2 separate regions of the Homo sapiens genome follow, and region 1 is linked to region 2. Evidence: read pairs that join two places in POLR2A ChIA-PET (ENCODE). Cell type or tissue: MCF 10A. All regions are shown on one strand. Each heading gives the region's core, and the rest is flanking DNA. Links, peaks and the distances in the headings are about the cores only. Region 1 overlaps HLCS (holocarboxylase synthetase). Region 2 overlaps HLCS (holocarboxylase synthetase).

Region 1 (2,916 bases), core at 148-2,647, 70 kb before region 2:
GTATATTATGCCACCTCTTCTTGGTGGCCCAGACCACTCAACTGCTCTCTTTATATAGAGAAAAAAACCAAGGTTGGGCAAACCTAGATTCAAATTCTGCACTTCTTAGCTGAGTGACCTCGAAGCCTCTGTTTCCTCATCTATAAAATGGGAATATTGCCATTTCTAGAGCTCTAAAAGTTGATACAAAGTAGGTACTCAATAAATGTTGAGTTCCTAAAGGTGATACACAGTAGGTACTCCATAAATGTTGGTTTCCTAAAAGTGATACATAGTAGACACTCCATAAATTTAGTTTCCTAAAGTTGATGTGTGGTGGGCACTCAGTAAATGTTGGCTTTGTAAAGTTGGTACATAGTAGGCACATAATAAATGTTGCTTCCTAAAGTTGATACCTAGCGGCAGTCAATAAATGTTGGTTTCCTAAAGAAAATACACAGTAGGCACTCAATAAATGTTGGTTTCCTAAAGTTCCTATACATTAGGCACTCAATAAATGTCGAGGTCCTCTGTCCTCCTGAGACCTTTGGGACCTCCACCAAGACATTTCCAAGGGGCCTAGACTGGTGTTTCCAACCAGGCAGGGCAGTTCCCCTGAATGTTTCTATTTGTTTATTTTCGGGGGGAGGTATATCCAGTTTTTGTGCTGTTGTTGATATTGTTGTTGTTATTATTTGCTTTGTTTTTGGCGAAACAAAGAGTGGATAATGAAACTACAAAAAAATTCTAAAAGAAGAATCCTTGAGGCAGCAGAATGGGAAGAAATAGTTTTCAGAACAAAGAAAATTCTGAAGGAAAGTCAATATACCGCACAGAAATCTAGGTTGAGAAAGAACTGTTTTTCCCTTACATCTCCTTTTTACTTTTCAACCTTGAGGCTCAGCTCACTCAGGTCTGAGCAAGAATAAAGAGTCCTGCTTGTCTAAACAACTGCTAAATCTGAAGGCAAACAGCTCAACTCCATGTGGTTCTTCAGCAACATTCCTGTCAACAAACCCCGTCTTGGCTCGATTGGTCCAACAATACCAGATTTAGAGCCATCCGCTCATCCTTCTTCCAGGATGCAAGGGGATTTTCAAAAGGCCATTCCAGGAACAGCTCTCACAATTTTTGTAGCCTTTTCAAAAACACAAAAAATCTAATTCATTTGCTGCACTGCTTCAGCCATCCAGCTTAAACTAATTTTAAAATCTCTCCTTTTGTAAATAGAGATGTTAGAAACGCCACCACAGCCACAATATAAAATGATGGTATCTTTCTCTTTTGTAATCAAATTACCATCATTTATTATAAAGCTTCAGACAGAAACCTGAGAGATGGGCAAGACGACCTGGCGTTCAGAAGAGAGAGATGGCATTTTTGACATTGAAATAAAGGCTTGGAGGGCATAAATCCTTTTTTAAAAATCAAGTATTTAGCACAGGATTTGGTATAAACACTGATCAATAAATAAGAGCCAGCAGTCATAGCAGCACGCTAGAATCAACATCATCTGAGTTCTAGCACAGACTCGTTTCTATGAATCATTGAAAAGGAATTTCATGGTGCCAGCAGCATCAGTACAGAAAGTCAGAATAAGCACTTAGACAGTAATACCAGCAACTTATTTACTATCCTACGTTAGAGTCAGTTTGCTGGATTTTATATAAGGTAAGTAATGGATATCTAAGGTACTGTCAATTAAAAAAAGTTCTCCAAAGTAATTTTTATTTAAAGTTGCATATGATAAACTGTAAAACCAAAATAACATTTGGGTCAAAACTCCAAAGAGTTGGGCTATCACTAAGCTAGAAAGAGAAAAACAGCAGAAAGAGGATTTTCTTGCTGATATGCCAAAAACGTGACTCTATTTCTTTCAACAGGGTTTATTGTTTTCTTCCTGTTTTACAACAGCAATACATATAAGAATTTTTTTTAATTCAGAAAATTGCAGAGATAAGGGGAAATTTCTCCCCTAATTCTATTCCCCAAAGAGAACTGCCTTTCATGTATTCTGGCAAAATTCTCTCATCTTCTTTCAATGCATGCAGAAACCTTTTGTTTATTTACTTTTCGAAAACAAAATTGGGTCATACAATAGGTATTGTTTTCTGATCTGCTTTTCTAATTTTTAAATGCTGTGCAACAGTTAATCAAACGGATATACAATTAACCTCCCATTATTAAACACCAAGAACAGCTTCTATTTTTCTGTATTATAAATGGCAAAGCGACGAACATCCACATATATAAAACTTTGCATCACTTCATCTACTTGGGTTAAATTCCTACAAACTGAATTGTTGGGTCAAAATACACGCACATTTTAAGGTATGTGATATACAAGACATGCCAGAAAAATTGTGTTAATTCTGCACAATGTATGAGAGTACTCTTTTCTCCATAACTTTGCCCACATAATTGTTGTTTTTTTTTTTTTTTTGAAACAGAGTCTAGCTCTGTCACCCAGGCTGAAGTGCAGTGGCATAATCTCGGCTCACTGCAACCTCTGCCTCCCGAGTTCAAGCAATTCTCCTGCCTCAGCCTCCGGAGTAGCTGGGATTACAGGCACGCCCCACCACGCCCAGCTAATTTTTGTATTTTAGTAGAGAGGGGATTTTACCATGTTGGCCAGGCTGATCTTGAACTCTTGACCTCAAACGATCTGCCTGCCTCAGCCTCCAAAGTGCTGGGATTACAGGCTTGAGCCACCGCGCCCAGCCTCAACTGTAAAGCTTTTTGTATACTGAAAATATTAAACTTTTATGATTATATTCCAACTATTTTTCCTCCATTAGTAACCTGTTTCATAGTGCTGCTTAATGCAGAGAATTTTATTATTGTAGACCAATCAATCTGCCTTTTTCTTTTATCATTTTCCCTTGGATTTATAAGCTTAGAAAGGCCTTTCCTATCCTAAGAGCAAATACAAAATCT
Region 2 (2,916 bases), core at 241-2,740:
GATACTTGGGTTAGGAAATTGCAAGAAAAAATTCAAATCCTATACCCGTGACATGATCATCAGTGGAATTTTCCTAGATCAGAGGGGTAGAATCCCTTTGTTGAGTATAAAAGATCAACTATCTGTCCTCATAGCATCCGGCTGTAAGATTTTTTTATGTTCTGTAATTTAAGACTTTTCTTTTAAGAGATAGGGTCTTGCTTGCTCAACATGTTCCTCAGGCTGGAGTGCAGTGGCGCGATCACAAACTCAACTCCCGGGCTCAAGAGAACCTCTCATCTCAGCCTCCCAAGTAGCTGGGATTATAGGTGCACACCATCATGCCTAGCTAATTTTTTTTTTTTTTTTTTTTTTTTTTTATCTTTTGTAGAGGTGGAGTCTCGCTGTGTTGCCCAACCTGGTCTTCAACACCTGGACTCAAGCGATCCTCCCACCTCAGCCTCCCGAAGTGCTGAGATTACGGGCATGAGCCGCTGCACCTGACCAATTTAAAACTTAAAATCTTACTACTCTAAGAACTTTATACACATGTGCTTTATAAATGCTGGTTCATATGAAGATGGAATATCCCCCTCAACCCTGTAGGGTGATACACAGCCATACGGAACCATCACAAACTAGTAGGCTACTGCTTTTACTTCAAATAAAACAAATACTCCCCGGGCCAAGTAGAAACTAGAGCCGTTCTCCTGGAAGCAAAGATGTCAAAGCCTCTCACTCTTAGAAACAACCCACAATAGGGTCTGGGCTTTGTGGTTTACTTAAAGGAAGTAACATTTGCATCTTCAAAACAAAAACAAAAGGCCCTCTTTATCAGGAAAATGTGGCAAAAGGTTCACCAGTGGTAAATCTGGGTGAAGGCTCCACAGGGCTTATAGGGTTGGTGTATGACTCTTTTACCTTTTCTTCAGTTCCAATTTTTTTTAACAAAAAATTGGGGGAGAAATAAAGGATTTTCCCCAGAAGCTTGAAAGGCCCTGCCAGCTCCTACATGATCTGTAGATTTTTGTTCTGCTGTTAATCGTGGAATCATCAAAGAAACAGCCTTCATAAAGAATCAAAAAGCAAAACAGCAATGAAGAACACCTTTTAGCTTTTGATCTGAACAAGCCTTCATGCTGCCTTTGCCGGGGAAGGGCTGCTGAACCATTCTGAGGCAAGAACACCTCCCTGAAAAACCACAGATTTCCATCCTCATGGAGCCATCCCTCCACAGACCCAGATCTTGTACAGCCCAAATGCAGGGCGCACTTTCCCCGAGTACAAACCCCAGTGCGTTTCATGAAGCTGTTCAGTATATGCAGAATCAGTGCATTAATAACAGCTTATTGGCACCGAATGAAAAACACACAAGTCTTAATCTTAGGTCTTGAATTTTGTCCAGTTCCTACGTCATACCTGGCTGTAAGGGCTACAGCCGTAAGCATGCTTGGTGACTGGAGGCTGTGTAGTGAGACCTGAGTTTTGAAACCAGGATTGGTAGCTTAACAAAATTTACTGGTTGTAGAAAAAGTAAACTTGCCTCCGGGGAGGTGAGCTCAGCCTCACCATTCTGACAGCAGCCTCTGGTGGCCAGTTTAGTAAAAAGTGTTGGCTCTCATGCTGAAAGCTCGGACCTTCCCTTCTTAATGAAGGTCGCTGCAAGCAGACAGGCCATTCTAGGTAACAGCTGGAGGTGACTGGGGAAGCTGCAGAAATCCAAACGAAGGTGTGACTTTGGACCACGTAAATCACCAAGTCATTGGATGATCTGTCTCTTGCATTAAAAAAAAAAAAAAATGAAGTACTCTCTTTCAAAAGTAGAAAAATAAATAAAGAGAACTGTTTTAAAAGGGCTCAAGTCACAAGGCAGATAATACATACTCAGTTTGAAAGTAATCTCATTCCTTACTTGCATAGAAAGCCTTTAAATATTCAAGGAGCACAGATTCCTGAACAAAATAAAGCCCAGCCTGTCTGCTTTCTTACATAGCACCCCATGGTACACTAACTCCTATGTACTGAGTGCCGGAAATTCTTCCTGCAAAGTAAGGAATTGCTCCATATGGCAGAAACTTCTAGAAAATGCTGCAACCATTCATTCAGAGAACAAAATTAAATATTCAGGATTGTAGGTGAGGCCTGATTTCTAGTGCCACAGATTCACACCATTTCACTGGATATAAATAGAGGAATGATCAGAGGCTGACAGTTGGCTTCAAAGGCAGAGAGGGTAAGAAGGAGACGCCATCAGCTTCAAGCCAACTTCTTCGTAAGGTGCACTCTGTCCTCAGCTGTCAGAGAACAATCTGGAAACAATCTGCTGAGCAGCTGCTCTCATCAACAAACTGTTTATTGTAAGAAAGTGGCTGGGTCAAAGGCTAAACATCAACCCGAGCTGAAAGCATACAGAACAAAAATCAATACCGTCCCTGCTAAAGAGACCCAGGACTTAGCATGCAGAAAAGAGAGGGTGAGGAACTCATGTTTAGTTCTGAAAGAGTAAGAGTTGGAACAAAACCCCCATATTTCAACATTCAGGGTTCTTCTGCATATTATTCCAATTGGCGACTTGCTGCTATTTGCAGAATGGCCTTGTAATGGGGGCTAAAATGTGGCATTCAACAAGGACACAGAAATCAACTTTGCCCTAAAAGTTACAGGGGTTAACATCAGTTGTTTCTCTCTCACATTTGTTTTGCAACAGGACCAACGTGCTCATCATACACATGTGCTTATTATACACAATGCACAGATACTACAGTCCATCTTTAAATATGTCTAATTGGAAACTGGAAGGCTGACTGGACATGAGATTATATGAAGAGATTGTTTCATTTTAGGTATGACGGTGGAATTGTGATTATGTTTTTAAACAGAGCTCGCATCTTTCAGAGACACATACTAAAATATTTGCAGATGAGAAAACTGAAACAG

What was found. ChIA-PET counts read pairs that join two places held together with the same protein. Peaks named below come from ENCODE experiments on the same cell type or tissue, not always from the same donor. Only the 100,000 strongest peaks of a DNase experiment are listed, where the experiment ranks them.
Region 1: POLR2A ChIA-PET joins it to region 2 with 5 read pairs; 4 of 35 experiments call an interaction of 5 or more read pairs at or near these places.

Annotation. Positions count from the first base shown.
Region 1 is chr21:36,845,866-36,848,781 of GRCh38, forward strand. All of the region lies in intron 6 of HLCS (holocarboxylase synthetase), which reads right to left. Among named protein-coding and RNA genes, the nearest start is that of HLCS-AS1, 120 kb to the right of the region's middle. In MCF 10A, for the core only: no CTCF peak of the experiment used is centred there; a DNase peak (open chromatin) is centred at 1,526.
Region 2 is chr21:36,916,187-36,919,102 of GRCh38, forward strand. The region is part of intron 5 of HLCS (holocarboxylase synthetase); the gene reads right to left. Among named protein-coding and RNA genes, the nearest start is that of HLCS-AS1, 49 kb to the right of the region's middle. RefSeq lists a silencer at 1,403-1,697. In MCF 10A, for the core only: a CTCF peak has its summit at 1,552 (motif pointing left); a DNase peak (open chromatin) is centred at 1,555.